2 separate regions of the Homo sapiens genome follow, and region 1 is linked to region 2. Evidence: read pairs that join two places in POLR2A ChIA-PET (ENCODE). Cell type or tissue: GM12878. All regions are shown on one strand. Each heading gives the region's core, and the rest is flanking DNA. Links, peaks and the distances in the headings are about the cores only.

Region 1 (7,899 bases), core at 1,416-6,415, 210 kb before region 2:
GTGGATGGGTTTGCAGCTTCGGCAAGGGATGCAATGAGCTCACACCCTTAGGAAAAAGGGGAGAAGGGACTTGCCCACTCAGCAGCAAGTGGCAGAGCTGGGGTTTGAACCCTGATCGTCTGGCTGGTCTGTTTGTTCTTCCTTAACACATACCGGTGCTGCTTCTCTCCTCCAGGGGGGAAACGGGGAAAAAGAAGTACAGGTGGTTGAGTCACAGAGGCTTCCCAGAGGAGGAAGGCATGGGAGGGACATCAGCTGTGTCTGGAGGATGGGCCAGATGTGACTGAGGAGGGTAGCTGGGGATTGAGTGACCCCAGCCCAGAGGTCCCTGACAACCCAAGTCTCTCCATGTCGGTTTCTGCTGGATTCCTGGAAGTTGAGCATCTGCAGGACCAGCTTGTCCAAGCCGGTGGTTTTATACCCAGGGGACCGAGGTCCAGAGACCTCAGGTGATTTGCTCACATTCCCAGAGCATGTTGCCAGCTGAGCTGGTCCAGCACCCGGTGTTCTTCCTGGACGAAGCCGCCTCTCAGCTAACCCAGGATGGGGGGTGTTGCCTCAAGGATGAGAGCCTGGGGGAGGGGATAGTCTGCCAGCCACACAGCACCTCCGTTGTGTTTATTGAGGCTGGACTTGGACTGGGTGGCTCACTGTGCCACACACTGCAGCTGTCCTCAGGGATGCTGTCTCCCCTTCCTGCCCTGCTGGCCACAGCTCTCCATCTCCTGGAAACAAGAGTCTGGGGCCTTGGAGAGATATTGGGCTAGCTGGTGCCAGGGGAACTAGGAGGGTGCCTGGAAGTCCTTTCACGCCCCTGACGACACCAGCAGGTCACGGTGTGGCATTGAGACCCTTGCTGTTGATTGGGCCGAGAAGGGCCAGCCTTTCCCAGGATGCTTTAAGATGTCCTCATAGAGCACTGGGTTTCACCTGGAGGTCATAAATTGGCCACTGTCACGATTCAGAAGCCAGACCAACCTAGCAAGAGGTTGAGCCTTCCTCCGAGGAGGAGAGTGCTGTGACAGTGAGGAACCAAGCATTGACTCTGGCTGCAGTGTAGGTTTTGAATGACCCTCGGGAGGGCATGTAAGGAGAGCTGTTTTTGGAAGGCGACTTGGCTGGGTGGGTGTTTGCAGGCTCAGCACAGAGATGGACAGAGAGGAAGATGTAGAGGGAGTGGGCAGGTCAGCCCCACCTTGTGCTTTAGGACTGGCTGAGGCGCATGGGAAGGAGGCTGCTTCTCTGAAGGACTGAGTCCTCCCACAGCCTCAGTCAGGGCCCGCCCTGGCTTCCCCACGCATGGAGTCCTCTCGCTTCCATGGTTGTTACTGATGGGAGCAGCTGATGGCTGTAAGCACAGCACACTGTCTCCTCATGAAACTGCCAGGGCGGGCTCTACTGTTCTCCCATTTTACAGATGAGGAAACCAAAGCTTGGGGAGGTTGGGCTACCTGCCCCACATCACCCGGCTGTTAAATGGCAGGGCCCTGCCTCGCACCAGAACTTCAGCTTGTCAGCCCAGCTTCAACCTCTGGGTGCTCATGGAGCCCCTTGGCTGCTTCTCTGCACCTATGGGAAGCCACCACGGTCGGCACAGTTGGGGGGCAGATGCCCCAGTTTCACTTCCCTGTGTCCAGGCCGTCGTGAAGTCTGTGGCTTCCTAGGCCTCCCTGTCCCCTGGACGCTGCTGCTCGGGTGCCTGTCCTCAGCCCTCTTCAAACGATGCCCAGGATCCGTGCTCTGCCAGCACATCCCTGCACACACCACCGCCCCGCCTCCGGGGCTTTGTTGGTGTTTACTGGGATTGTCTCCTTTCTAGTGTTTGGGGACAAAGAGGATGCAGCCTCCCAGAGGATATGCAGCAGAGCCTCATTCTGGAAGTCAGAGTCCCCTGTAACGGCCCTTCCCGTTTCCAGGCTCCCCCCTCCCACTCACTCTCCTGCTGCTGCGCACTCTCCCTGAGCAACCGCCGCACCCCGGGCATACGTTGGGTGGTCCCCTCCCTCTGCCGTCTGCCCTGCTGGTGAGCACAGCTGTGCTTCAGGGCGACCGCAGATGCCCCGCTTATTGGCCTCTGTCCTGTGGTATCTGTCACCAGCTGCCCTGGGAGGTCGTCGTTCTTGTCTTGCTCACGTTTGCATCTCTGCCAGCCTAGGGTGGTGCTTGCTTAACTGATGGGATGTTCCGCTCGCACCAGGAGCGACCCTAGAATGGTGGATTGGGGCGTTTTCCATCCTGATGTTGGAGTTGCTGCTGTGGATTCAAGTATGTTTTGCTTGGAGATGGGCTGGAGGCCCTGGCAGTGCTAAGTTCTGAGTTGCATTTTGATGCTTCTGTCGCTGAAGCCCAGGAGGCCTCTTCTCTGGTCCTTCTGGTTGAATGAAACACGGTGTTGCCCACTTAAGCGGGAAGTGCAGGTGAGGAGCTGCTTGGGAGGCTGGCCTCTGGCTCCCTGGCCCCTGAGGGAACCTGACTCTTACAGTCTTTCCAACCCCGCACTGGGGCCAGCACACAGTGTCCCAGGTCCTGAGCAATGTGCTAAGGCCCCTGTCTGAGGAGGTGATGATTTCCCAGGGCTGGGCAGAGACTCTGGGAGCTGGCCAGCCTGCTACAACCACTGAGCTCCCCAGGGCAGGGACCAAGCCCCATCCAGTGCCCCCTCTAGCAGGTTCCCCCTACCTGGTGCTTTCCTAGGCTGAGGACCCAGCGCTGGGCTCGCACCTAGAACAGAGCCCCTCCCACCTGCAGGGAATAGTGAGGCATCCCGCAGGAGCTTTGTTTCAATACATGTCCGTGCTCAGGGCTCTGGAGTGGTGTCATCATTAAGGACACGTGCCCGTCTTGTTTTCCCTCAGTGTGTATGTTGGGCTTGTGGACGGGGCAGGTACAGAGCATGCAGCTGCCCTAGCTTTTTCTTAGGGACCCATCTCCCTCCGGGCTTCCTCAGGCTTCCCAGGGGCTCGGCATCGAGCTAGCAGGAGCCGAGATAGTGGCCTCCAGGCCCTCGTGTCCACCCATCAAATGGGACCCATAGGGCCAGCTGCTGTCCCCCCAGAGCTGGAACCGTTGTGGGCAGGGGCAGCCCCTCCAGGCCCGAGCTCCTCTCTTGCTTGTGTTGCAGGGACATTCTGTCACGTTACCTCAAACCTTGCCCACCAACTGTGGTTTGTCCCAGAGTCAAGTTAAGGACGGAGGTTGTTGGCTTGCAGAAGAGAAGTGGGCTGAGGGGTTTATCAGGGAAACTTGGGGGCTTCTCCCAGAGCAAAAACAGGGTCCAGCCTAGGCTGGCTCAGAAGAGATTGACCCAGATGCTGCCTCAACAGGCCGGGCAGAGGCAAGCATAGGCTAGGGGCCAGGACTTCCCCCACCTGCGTGGGGACCTCGTCCGAGCTGTGGACAGTGTTTCACATGTGGTCATGTGTCTGACGCCGCCGTGCTGGTGCCTGGGGGACCTGCAATTCATGCCCAGCTCCCCATCGACCCCTGGCCTACCTGCCTCTTGGGACCTTTCAGGGCTCACCCCCAAAGGCACTGTGGGAGAGGACCCCCTGGCAGGTAGGGCCCGCCTGGCCAAAGTGGGTGGCAGCTGCTCTGGCCACCAGAGAGCCCACCCCCAACTCTAGCAGGGATTACCCAGGGCTGAGAGTGACAGGAGTTAGAGCTGCTGGCCCCAGGGACAAGGGCTAATCCCTTGCCTCCCCCCTCTTCCGGGCCGCCTCATTCTAGATCAGTGGAGCCATTTCCCTAGCAACAGAGCAGGAGATTCAGAATGGAAACATGACTTCCTGGGGTGGGCGGGGCTTCATGGCAGGCACCCTGGACAGAAGCCACAGCCCCTGCTCAGCTGTCATTGGTCCCCTAGGCAGGCTCAAGGGTTGACCTTCCTTTTCAAACAGGGTAAGAGAGCTGAGGGGCCTTCCGTGGGGATAGGAAGCCTGTCACCCAAAGTCAGTTGGGTGCAGAGCCTTGTCCGGCTCAGGGGTGGGGGGTCACACAAGCAGGTCTTCACCCATCAGGACACGCCCCCATGCACAGTTACAAAGAAGCCTGTACAACAGCTAGTAATTAGCACAGGGAAGTCCACGTGCTTAGTTGCCCGGGAGTGCTAGATGCGGGCACCGCAGCAGAGCAGGTCTCCACATGCCCCAGAGCGAGTCTCCTTCCCTGGCTGTTCATGTAGTCGGCGCCCGGTGGCGCTGTCCTAATGCCGAGCACTGAGCGCCTCCCTGCATTCTCCTGTAGGATCCTCACAGTGGCCTCTCCTGGGGCAGGGATGCTCAGCAGCCCCTTTTGACAGGTGAGGGATGAGACTGCGGCCCTAGAAGGCAGAGCTGCTCTCCAAGGCCATGCCTGTTGCCATACTGCCTGCCCAGCTGGCTGGCTCCGTTTCGTCGCTGGTCTGCAGGCCTTGCCCGCTGTCTCCATGCTGTTGACAAGATGCAGCGGTCCTTGTCCTCTGTGAGGGCTTGGGCCTGTGCTGGGGCAGGGGGTGTGGGGTGAGAAGGGTGTGGGCCGAGGCTGCTGGGGGAGATCCCAGCTGCCCCTGTGGGCCCTGGGCCTTCCCCGCAGGGCCTGGTCCCATCTCCCCTTCTCTCCCAAGCCTCCCCCCACTCCATGTAACTTGGCTTTTTTGCGTACATACTCTAGGCCAGTCACTGTTAAGTGCGTCCCACGAGCAGTCCCTTGTGAGGGAGGTGCTTTTGTCCCCAGCTGACAGGTGATCACACATCTCCCTTCATATGCCCCTGGTCAGGAGAAGGGGGTGGAGGGGAGGGCCGGGCAGCAGCAGTAGTGTCAGAAGCGGGAGCCCTGCTTCCCAGGGCCCAGCCTCCCCCTCAGGCCCCTGGCCAGCCCGATGGGTTAGCGACAGAGCTGGCTCTTTGCAGAGCACAGCACCTTTCTGTCTTGTGTCACTGCGTCCTTGCAGCATGCAGAAGCCGGGGGTGCTGTGGTTGCCCCCACTTCACAGATGTGGACACTGAGGCTGAGAGTACAGGAACTTCCTGGGGCTCCGTCCTCCTTTCTCTGAGCAGCGCCTCAGGATGAAAGGCCAGAGGGCCGTGCTCTCTGGTCCTGTGGACGGGGGGCCGTCTGTGCAGGGAGTGGCTGCCCACTCTGGCAGGGGCTCAAGCGGTGTCCTCGAGCTGGAGGTGGCCCCTGGGGGAGAGGTGGAGAGTCGGAGCAGCAAAGCCGGGGCCCCAGGGCTCCCACAGCTGCTGCCTGTCACCCACATTGTTCCTGGATTTCCGGAACTGGGGGGCTTTTTTGGGCAGTGGCGGTCTCTCTGCCCACCCCTCCCCAGTCCCCCAGTGTCCCACAACCAATGAGGTGGGTAGAGGGGGGCCCAGAGCATAGATCCCCCAGTGTCTGGGCTGGGATTATCCCGAGGCCCCACCTGTCACCACACGTGTAGCCAGCGAGGGCCACTGTCCTCTCCACCAGAGAGGGTTGGCCCCAGGCTGGGCAGCTGTCACTTGCTCCCTCCCCTCAGCCTCCTTGGCTCTCACATCCTGGGACTGTCTCTCTCTGGAGCACAGGAGGCCCCTTTCAATCTGGAGGCTCCCTGGGGCGCACCCTTTCTGCAGCCCAGGATCAAGGACCTCGTGGGGGAGGGGTGGTCCTCGAACCTGGTCCCAGTCAGCCCTGGTTTGGCCAGCCCTGGCCCCTGTTGTGCTCCATGTGTGAGCCCCAGGCCACCAGGAGCAGGTGGCCCTGGGTCCCCGTGCGGCCGCACTGGAGCCTAGGGATCTGCTGAGGCTCCAGCTGGCCTCCTCCCCTTGAAGACTGAGAAGCCCAGGTTGGCCGTGGCCTCCCTGTCTGGTCCTGGGTGGATGCAGCCGTACCTAGTCTGCGTTCCTCTCCTTCAGAGCCCTTGTTCCTCCTGCTGTTCTGGGGCCAGCATCTCCAGCTTTGCATCCCCAGATCCCAGATCCCACTCCCAGCACCCTTTCCCTGGTGGCCCTGGGGCAGGGCATGGAGGTCCCTCTCCAGCAGGTGCTGGGGTCTTCCAGGCCAACCCGCTCTTTCCTTGGTCCACAGGATGAAGCCAACGCACACGATGGTCAACTGCTGGTTCTGCAACCAGGATACGCTGGTGCCCTATGGGAACCGCAACTGCTGGGACTGTCCCCACTGCGAGCAGTACAACGGCTTCCAGGAGGTGTGGGTCACAGGCAGGCGGACGGGTGGGCACGCGGGGGTGGGGATCTTGAGATTTGCACCTTGAGACCACCCTGTGTCCCTGCCCTGCCCCGGGGCTCATGGACCCCACACCCTCATACCCTGTCCTCTCCAGGCCCTGAGCATGGTGTTTCGTGTACATTGTCTCACTCGATTCTCACCACTGCCCTGGCGCTGTCTCCTCACTTGAGGAGGAACCCGACGCAGGGAGCCATGGCAGTTTGTCCAAGGTTACACCACTAAAAGTGGCAGATTTGGGGTTCACACCCAGGTCTTTCTGGCTCTGCATCTCATTCTCTGTACTATATCAGGGCTAGCAAACCTTTTCTGCAAAGGGCCAGATAGTATTTTAAGCTTTGGAAGCCATTTGGTCTCTGTCACAACTGCTAACCCTGCTGAGCCACCGTAGGTAATACAAGAGTGAATTAGCCTGGCTGTGTTCCAATAAAACTTGATTGCAGAAACAGGCAGCTCCTCCACGGGTCATAGTGTGCTGTCCCCTGGACTAGACCAGGGTTTGCAGACTGAGTTCCGAGAGGGTAGGGCTCTGAGGACAGATGCTGGCTAGAGGTGTGTGGGTGGGCGGCGGGCTGCAGGCCCTGCTCTGTGCTCAGGCTAGGTGGCTTCACTCGGCATCTGGGCCTTTGGGTTCCATGGAGGTGTCTTGAGAAGAAAAGCAGCTGCTGTTGTGTGCAGAAGAAAAAAAAGAATGGAGATGTTTGAGATCTACCATCACTTGCCTGGAGCGGGGCGGGCCCCCAGGGACATCACCAAGCCTGAGCCAGCTGGGAGGGCCTGCCTGCCTCGAGTCCCACCTCTCTCCCGCAGAACGGCGACTACAACAAGCCGATCCCCGCCCAGTACTTGGAGCACCTGAACCACGTGGTGAGCAGCGCGCCCAGCCTGCGCGACCCTTCGCAGCCGCAGCAGTGGGTGAGCAGCCAAGTCCTGCTGTGCAAGAGGTGCAACCACCACCAGACCACCAAGATCAAGCAGCTGGCCGCCTTCGCTCCCCGCGAGGAGGTGAGGCCGGGTTGGGAGGGCAGGGGTCCTGGCTGGGGCCAGGGATGCTTAGAGCAGCCGGGGGACAGGCACGTGCAGGGTGCTGACTCTGGTCCTCTGGCCCCTGCTCTGCTAGACAGCGGCTTTTCTGTTCTGAGTGCCCAAAGGGGCCCCCTCATCCTTGCCACTGCCAGCACATTCCAGGATGTGTTAGTTCTTCTGACCCCGTTGGAGCTGAGCTGCTTCTCCCCATGTCTTACAGTCACTGCTATCGGGGTTCCAAGCCTAGGAACACCGTGGAAACCCCAGCACCTGCCAGTCCAGAGGAATTTGTCCCTGGGCAGAGGGAGGAAGGGACCTTGGGTTCCAGGTGGGGCCCTGTTGGACCCACTCTGTCCTGTTTCTCTGAATCAGCCTTGCCTGCTGGTGGCCCCGGCAGTCTGCTGTGGGGTTGGTGGAGGATGCCACTGGCTTCTGGGAGGAGGAGGAAGCTAGACATTGCTGAGAGGCTTGGCATTAAGGAGCTGGGCTGAGCTGGGAGCCTCACCTTGCCTGTGCCCTCCATGGAGTCCAAGAGCCTTGCTTACTGGCTGCTCCTTCCTGCCCTCGGCCAGCCCAGGGAGTCCTGTCACCTCAAGAGGCAGGTCCCAGCTGGGGCCCAGAGACACTGGCTTTCCTGGGGTCCAGCCTGGGAGGGAGGGAGAACAGAGGTGAACT
Region 2 (7,899 bases), core at 1,142-6,141:
AGATGCAAAAACCCTCAACAAAGCAAGCAAAAAAACAGCAAACACATGTTTACTATAGTGTTCTAAGTACTTTACAAAATTGGTTCAATCCCCCCACCCACTCTGTGAGAGGGGTATTATTATCATCATCCCCATTTTACAGATGAAGAAACTGAGGCATGTAGAGATTAAGTAAGATGTCCAAGATTACAGAGCTAATGAGCCGCAGACTTGGGGTCTGAACCTCAACAGTTTAGTTCAGAGTTCATGCTCATAACTGCTCCACTATGCTCTTGCAGTGACAACATTTAGGCAGAACTGAGACCCAGGACTTTCTGACAAGGAATGCTTCCCTCCAAAATAGAAAGATGCTCTCTGATTAGAAGAATTCCAGCAGGGCCTGGCTAAATTATATCAGGCCACACTGTGAAGAGGATCCTACGTCAAAAGCTGCCCCAGCCAGACCATTTCTAAAGCTCTTGTCAACTCTGCAACTGTGATTTCAGCAGAGTGTGCAAATTTCTGAGATGTTCACATTAAAAAGTGCTACAAATTTTCAAATAATGTGACTTTGTTAACAGGATGTACTATCCATCCAGATTTTTTAAACTCCACTCTAATTTTATAATCTACTTTCCTGACTCAACTGTACATGAGAGAGGTACAGACTCACCCAAATGTATGCTTTCTGAATATTTTCTATTATAGGGAAACAGGGTTAAAGACACCCCAGACCAGATCCCACTGTTCATTCTACTTTCCCTATTCTGAACTACGAAAATATCACACTGACGACAATGGCAACTTCACTTGTTTCCTCTTTGGTAAAATGGGCTGCCTGGGCTAAATGATTTCTCAAGCTCCTTCCATTTCTAGAATTCTAGCCATATAATTAAGGAGCTGATTTTCTTAGATTTTTTTTTTTTTTTTTTTGAGACAGAGTCTCACTTTGTCGCCCAGGCTGGAGTGCAGTGACACAATCAGGGCTCACTGCAGCCTCAAGCTCCAGGGCTCAAATGATCCTCCCACCTAAGCATCTCAAGTAACTGGGGCCACAGGCACCTGCCACCACACTTAGGTAATTTTTTATTTTTTGTAGAGACAAGGTTTCGCTATGTTGTCCAGGCTGGTCTCAAACTCCTGGCTCAAGTGATCCTCCTGCCTCAGCCTCCCAAAGTGCTGGGATTACAGGCATAAGCCACCACGCCCAGCTAAAAGTACTTAACATTCTAATGCAAAAATAATATACAAGCAAACAGAGCTTACTTAAGTGGGAAGGCACGCTGCCAGATTCTAAAAGCAAAGGATTCTATCATAAAAGGGAGGAAAGGATTAGATAACCTCTCAAGGGGAAACTGGATTTATGGGATATAGTCTAGGCAAAAACCAGATCATTGGTAATCAAGGATAATACCAAAACAAACCAACAAACCACCCAAAACAGCAGCTCTCAACCTCTCCCATCAAGGCAGACAGCCCAGGTACAGGCCCACGCACAGATATTCCATGGGTAAAACCAGATTCTGAGAAAAGCTGAAAAGATTTTTCATAAAAATAAAGCAAACAGTAGCACAAAGGTCTTTTATCGTGGTAGTTATAAAAATGTTTTACGGCCGGGCGCAGTGGCTCACGCCTGCAATCCCAGCACTTTGGGAGGCCAATGTGGGCAGATAACTTGAAGTCAGGAGTTCGAGACCAGTCTGGCCAACATGGTGAAATCCCGTCTCTACTAAAAATACAAAAATTAGCTGGGTGTGGTGGTATATGCCTGTAATCCCAGCTACTTGGGAGGCCGAGGCACAAGAATTGCTTGAACCCAGGAGGTGAAGGCTGCAGTGAGCAAGATCACACCACTGCACTCCAGCCTGGGCAACAGAGCAAGACTCCATCTTAAAAAAAATTAAATAAAATTAAATTTTTTTTAAAAAGTGTTTTACAATGACATCAGCCATTTAAAGGTCTCAAAAAGGCCATCTTGTGAGGAAAAACGAAAGTGGTAATCTTTTTCAACTACTGAACTTTTGTTAAAGCCTTGATCTTTTTCTAGACCTCAGGAAAATATTAATATGGTGAAAGGATACACTACCAAAGAATAAGCCCAAATAAACCTGATTTTAACGTTTACTTATATTTTTGTACCTATTCTTGCCTTTCCCTTATTAAAGGCGAGGGGCCGGGTACGGTGGCTCACGCCTGTAATCCCAGCACTTTGGGAGGCTGAGGCGGGCGGATCACGAGGTCAAGAGATCGAGGCCAGCCTGGCCAACATGGTGAAACCTCGTCTCTACTAAAAATACAAAAAAATTAGCCGGGCGTGGTGGCGGGCGCCTGTAGTCCCAGCTACTCAGGAGGCTGAGGCAGGAGAATGGCATGAACCCGGGAGGCAGAAGTTGCAGTGAGCTGAGATCATGCCACTGCACTCCAGCCTGGCGACAGAGAGAGACTCCATCTCAAAAAAAAAAAAAAAAAAAAGGCGAGGGTAATAATCCACAAGCACGCAGATCCTGACTGCACATGGGAATGGACACCACCTGTCCACCTGTGAGGGCCTCCCTGGGAGCAGCAGCAGGTGCTCTATGTTATGGGCAATTCCAGGCCATATGGAGTTCAATAATGAACTCCACCCAGCTTCTCCACTTAAGAAAGCAAGGAGTGGCAGGAGCTGTGGCTCACACCAATCATCCCAGCACTTTAGGAGGCCAAGGTGGGCGGATCACTTGAGCCCAGGATTTTGAGACCAGCCTGGGCAACACAGTGAAATCCCGTCTCTACAAAAAATACAAAATTTCAGGCAGGCATGTAGTCCCAGCTATTCAGGAAGCTGAAGTGAAAGGATCACCTGAGTTCGGAAAGTCAAGGCTGCAGTGAGCCGAGTTTATGCCACTGCATTACAGCCTGGGCGATGGAGTGAGACCCTGTCTTAAAAAAAGAAAGGCCGGGCACAGTGGCTTATGCCTGTAATCCCAGCACTTTGGGAGGCCGAAGCAGGAGATCACGAGGTCAGGAGTTCCAGAACAGCCTAGCTAACACAGTGAAACCCCGTCTCTACTAAAAATACAAAACTTAGCTGGGCGTGCTAGTGCATGCCTGTAATCCCAGCTACTCGGGAGTGAGGCAGGAGAATCACTTGAACCTGGGAAGCAGAGGTTGCAGTGAGCCGAGATCGCGCCATAGTACTCCAGCCTGGGAGACAGAGCAAGACTCCTCTCAAAAAGAAAAAAAAGAAAAGAAAGCAAGGGGCAATGTAAACTATGAAGAGACATAATTCCAGGAAAAAGTTGAACTAACTCTCATTTCGTTTTTAAGCAAGTAAATCACTAGTAAGCTTTGCTTTGTTACTTCAACTATTATTTAGAAGCAAATTACTGGTGACATGTCCCCTAGTTGTATCTTGACATCAATGACTGCCCTAGAGCAGCAGTTATCAGAGCGTGATCTAAGGACTCCTGCGGGGGCAGGGAGGAATCCCCAAAGCTCTCTCTTTCCCAACTATATCTGTGTGAAGCTCAGTTTTCTTCATCTACTTCAAACAGATAACAGACAATGCAGAATCTAGCTGTTTTCTCTTAAGTTGGACATTAATGAGATTAGCAAAAACTTAAAATGCCAGTCTTCTTACTAAGTTGTTTCTGGTTTTTGGAAAACAGTTAATTTTCACTAAAAATGTGTTATTTAGGTTGGGCACAATGGCTCACACCTGCAATCCCAGCACTTTGGGAGGCCGAGGCAAGTGGATCACCTGAGGTCAGGAGTTCAAGATCGGCCTGGCCAACATGGTGAAACCCCATCTCTACTAAAAATACAAAAATTAACCAGGTGTGGTGGTGCGCGCCTATAGTCCCAGCTACTCAGGAGGCTGAGGCAGGAGAATCGCTTGAACCCAGGAGGCGGAGGTTGCAGTGAGCCAAGATTGTGCCACTGCACTCCAGCCTGGGTTACAGAGCAAGACTCTGTCTCAAAAAAAAAAAAAAAAAAAAGTTATTTAAGTCACCATGCAATGGGTTTATCATTGCTATTTTAAATAATTTAATAATTACATTATTTAATAGGTTCTCACTTTTTATTTCTAATAAATATCCATAGATAAAACCCACATATGGCTGAGCACGGTGGCTCAAGCCTGTAATCTTAACATTTTGGGAGGCCAAGGCAGGTGGATCGCTTGAGGTCAGGAGTTCAAGACCAGCCTGGCCAACATGGCCAAATCCTGTCTCTACTAAAAATACAAAAATTAGCTGTCCATGGTGGTGGGCACCTGTAATCCCAGCTACTCCAGAGGCTGAGGCAGGAGAATCGTTTGAACCCAGGGCAGGGGGGGTGGAGGGGGGGAGGTTGCAGTGAGCTGAGATCACGCCACTTCACTCCAGCCTGATAAGAGCAAAACTCTGTCTCGAAAATACAAACAAACAAAAACACATAACCACAAGCTCTTTAAAGTCCATGGTAATTTTTGAGCACAGGGGTCCTGAGACCAAACAATCTGGGAACCCTAAAGGGTTAGGTTGGGTTCAATTCTACTACATCCCTCTAAGGGATTAGTTTACACACCATACCTGGGGCAAATGTCTGCTGAATGAATGACTTTAAGAGAATGTTACAAAATACCCTGTAGAATATGACTGCATTTTGTTTAAAACTTTATGTAGTTAAATTTGTACAAAGAAAAAAATCTATAAAAATAGACACGAGGCCGGGCGCGGTGGCTCACGCCTGTAATCCCAGCACTTTGGGAGGCCGAGGCAGGTGGATCACGAGGTCAGGAGATTGAGACCATCCTGGCTAACATGGTGAAACCCTGTCTCTACTAAAAATACAAAAAATTAACCGGGCGTGGTGGCGGGCACCTGTAGTCCCAGCTACTCGGGAGGCTGAGGCAGGAAAATGGTGTGAACCCAGGAGGTGGAGCTTGCAGTGAGCTGAGATCACACCACTGCACTCCAGCCTGGGCAACAGAGTGAGATTCCGTCTCAAAAAAATAAAAATAAAAACAGACACAAAATGTTTACACTAATGATGTCAAAGAGGCAGTCTTTTAAGTCTTTTTACCTTACTTTCATTCTATTTTGGACTAACTGTGTTTTCTTGTTCTACAGTAAGGGCGTGGGGGGGGGTCTGGAGCAGCATTGCCTAAAGTGTGTTCCCCGGGACACTGGTGCCACAGGTGCGGCAGAAAGAGTCCCAGGTCAAGTGAGTTGGTTTTACCCCCGGCTCAGCAATTCCTCCAAGTGCACTCAAGCCTGTGAGAAGCCCTGCAGTAACGAAACCTGTTTAACGTTAACAGCGCTTCCCAAGCTTACATGACCGAGACCTCATTGACCTAACAGCACCTGTCCACGTCACACACCTAGGGAGACCCATCTCTCATCCTAGATGAGTTTCAAGGGGAAGCCTGCAGTTGGTCACTACATCCTTACCATTAGAAGTCACTACACGGACTACGTCACCATTATTTACAAACGACAACTTCTAGCAAAGATAATATTAAATGATACATGATACATCCCACTGGAATAGCTGGGAGTTACATCAAATACATTTTTTACACTGACTTTAGTAAAATGCCTCTATACAAGGGAGTAAATTTACTTCATATAGATTTAGGAACTTGGTAAATTCAAGTAACAATTTTAAATAGCAATATTTCAGTTAAATTCTTTGATGAAAAACACTAAGCGCGTCTGGCCCTAAGTCATTCCTCCACACAGCGTACAGCAGTCAGCATCCCCTGAAAGGCGTGGCCACCGTGAAGAGGCAGGGCCTGCAGAGGCGGCTGCTTGCAGAGGGCCCACCGCCCCCGGTTGTGGCTCTCCTGCCTCTCCTCCACCTCAAAACCTTTCTGCCCTTGGAGGCCGTGCCTCTGCCTGGGCATGGGGGCCCCTCCTCCCTGGGCTTCCTGACGTGCTTCTGCAGATCCCAGTGGCAGGCTACTCTCTCCCTCCTTTTCTTCTCACTGGCTCGGTCACCTAGGACCCCAGGAACTAGGCTTCTGCCTCCTTCACAACCCTTCTCTGGTACCTCGGCCTCCTAGCCCCTTCATCCCAGGTGGGGGTCAAGGGGCCACTGATTGTGGCTGCTGCCCCCACAGAATCCTGCGGCGCTGCCACTCCAATGCCTCCCACCACTCCACCTTAACCAGCGCCTCACCGCTGGTTTACAGAATGACAGCAGTCCCTCTGTATCCACCAGGGTAGTGGTTCCAGGACGCCAGTCTACACCTGAATCCACACATACTCAAGTTGTTGGTCCTGCAGGACCCAAGTATTCAAAGAGTCAGTGCTTCCCATATGCGGGTGTCACAGCCCACAAATACTGTATTTTCCATTCACGTTTGGTTGAAAAAATCCACTTATAAGTGGACACATGCAGTTCAAAGCCATGTTGTTCAAGGCTCAACAGCACTGTACTGCAACGTGGGTGAGCGTGAACGCATGTGCATGCATGCGCTGGAATTTACTGCCAATCTACCCAATTTCCACTTGTTATAGGTTAAATATGTTTCTGACAGTCACTTTTGGAGCTTTATAAGCATTGTTTATAACAAATTTCCACGGGGAAGATACAATTTGGGTTCCAACTTGAACTCCAAACCGATCAATATGAGTTACCTTTCCAAATCAGAAATGGCTTAGGTACCAGGAAACAATGTATCAAGACAAAGCTAGGTTGAGGCAGTTTGCCAGTAATTACTAGACGATCCCATGAGCGGAGGTAGTCAGGAATTTCAGCAAGGGGCCAGTTCGGTTTACCCAGGCCTGGGGACAGACTGAGTGGAGAAATAACACGTGCCCGAGCTCTCAGGAAAAAGGCCTCAATCTGACCAGAACTAGCACGGACTCACATTGGTTGGCCACTGCTGTGGGCTGCTCAGATGCCAGGGTTCCATCACTGCTCTCTGCACCAGCTTGCCCCAGCTTACCTGTCTGTACTTGGGTTTCCAAACGATAAGAGTACAGCCGGGACTGCTCTAGCCTGAGCCAAGGCTGCTGTCCCAAATCCTCATCTGGTCTCCTGCATTCTAGATATAACAGAAACTTCAGGAAACCCTTTTCCCCTTCTCCTTCAGGCCTAAGCAACAACCAGATTTGGCCCAAGGGGCCCATGTTTGTTCTCCCTTTGTCCCTGGCTTCACTGTCCACCAGAGTGAAAACCTCATACGCAGAAAACACCCACAACCCAAGCTGAGGGGAAACAATGGCCCTCCAGGCTCTGCCCTTATTCTCTGCCAAGACTTACACCTCTGGCCTTATGCTGTCACTGTCCGCTGGCCACAGATGCCTCCCAGAGCCCTCCCTGAGAAGACACAGGATGTGAGTGACAGCCCATCAGACACACACCCCCCAGCCTCCAGGAGTCACTCTGAAGCGCCCGCCCAAATGCGGATCTGCCTTACTCGCCTGATGGTCTGTCCTCTTCCTGGGTCAGCACCCAATCCTGAATAATTCACTCCTTCAATCTCTGCAGTCAGGCTCCTGTGCACACCACTCTGCACCGTGCATTCCTGAAGATAACATGAACGGCCTCTTAATCACCACCCCACCTGCCTCTCCTCGGTACTCATGCTTGCATTCACTTCTCTAAAATCTAAACTGGGCCAGGCAGGGTGGCTCATGCCTGTAATCCCAGTGCTTTGGGAGGTCAAGGAGGCTGGATCACTTGAGGTCAGGAGTTTGAGACCAGCCTGGTCAACATGGTGAAACCCCGTCTCTACTAAAAATATAAGCAGTGGCTCACGTCTGTAATCTTAGCATTTTCGGAGGCCTGGGCAGGTGGATCATGAGGTCAAGAGTTCGAGACCAACCTGGCCAACATGGTAAAACCCCATCTCTACTAAAAATACAAAAATCAGCCGGGCGCGGTGGTGGGTGCCTATAATCCCAGCTACTCGGGAGGGTGAGACAGAAGAACTGCTGGAACCTGGGG

What was found. Peaks named below come from ENCODE experiments on the same cell type or tissue, not always from the same donor. Only the 100,000 strongest peaks of a DNase experiment are listed, where the experiment ranks them.
Region 1: POLR2A ChIA-PET joins it to region 2 with 8 read pairs; 3 of 35 experiments call an interaction of 5 or more read pairs at or near these places.

Annotation. Positions count from the first base shown.
Region 1 is chr1:9,589,851-9,597,749 of GRCh38, forward strand. It overlaps TMEM201 (transmembrane protein 201), which reads left to right. Exons shown (of 11, transcript NM_001130924.3): 2 at 6,040-6,160; 3 at 7,009-7,203. Among named protein-coding and RNA genes, the nearest start is that of TMEM201, 4.9 kb to the left of the region's middle. RefSeq lists enhancers at 3,561-4,158, 4,061-4,355, 4,159-4,755 and a silencer at 4,061-4,355. In GM12878, for the core only: no CTCF peak of the experiment used is centred there; a DNase peak (open chromatin) is centred at 3,761; H3K4me3 peaks cover 2,103 bases; H3K27ac peaks cover 1,209 bases.
Region 2 is chr1:9,801,931-9,809,829 of GRCh38, forward strand. The region is part of intron 1 of CLSTN1 (calsyntenin 1); the gene reads right to left. Among named protein-coding and RNA genes, the nearest start is that of CLSTN1, 18 kb to the right of the region's middle. In GM12878, for the core only: no CTCF peak of the experiment used is centred there; no DNase peak of the experiment used is centred there.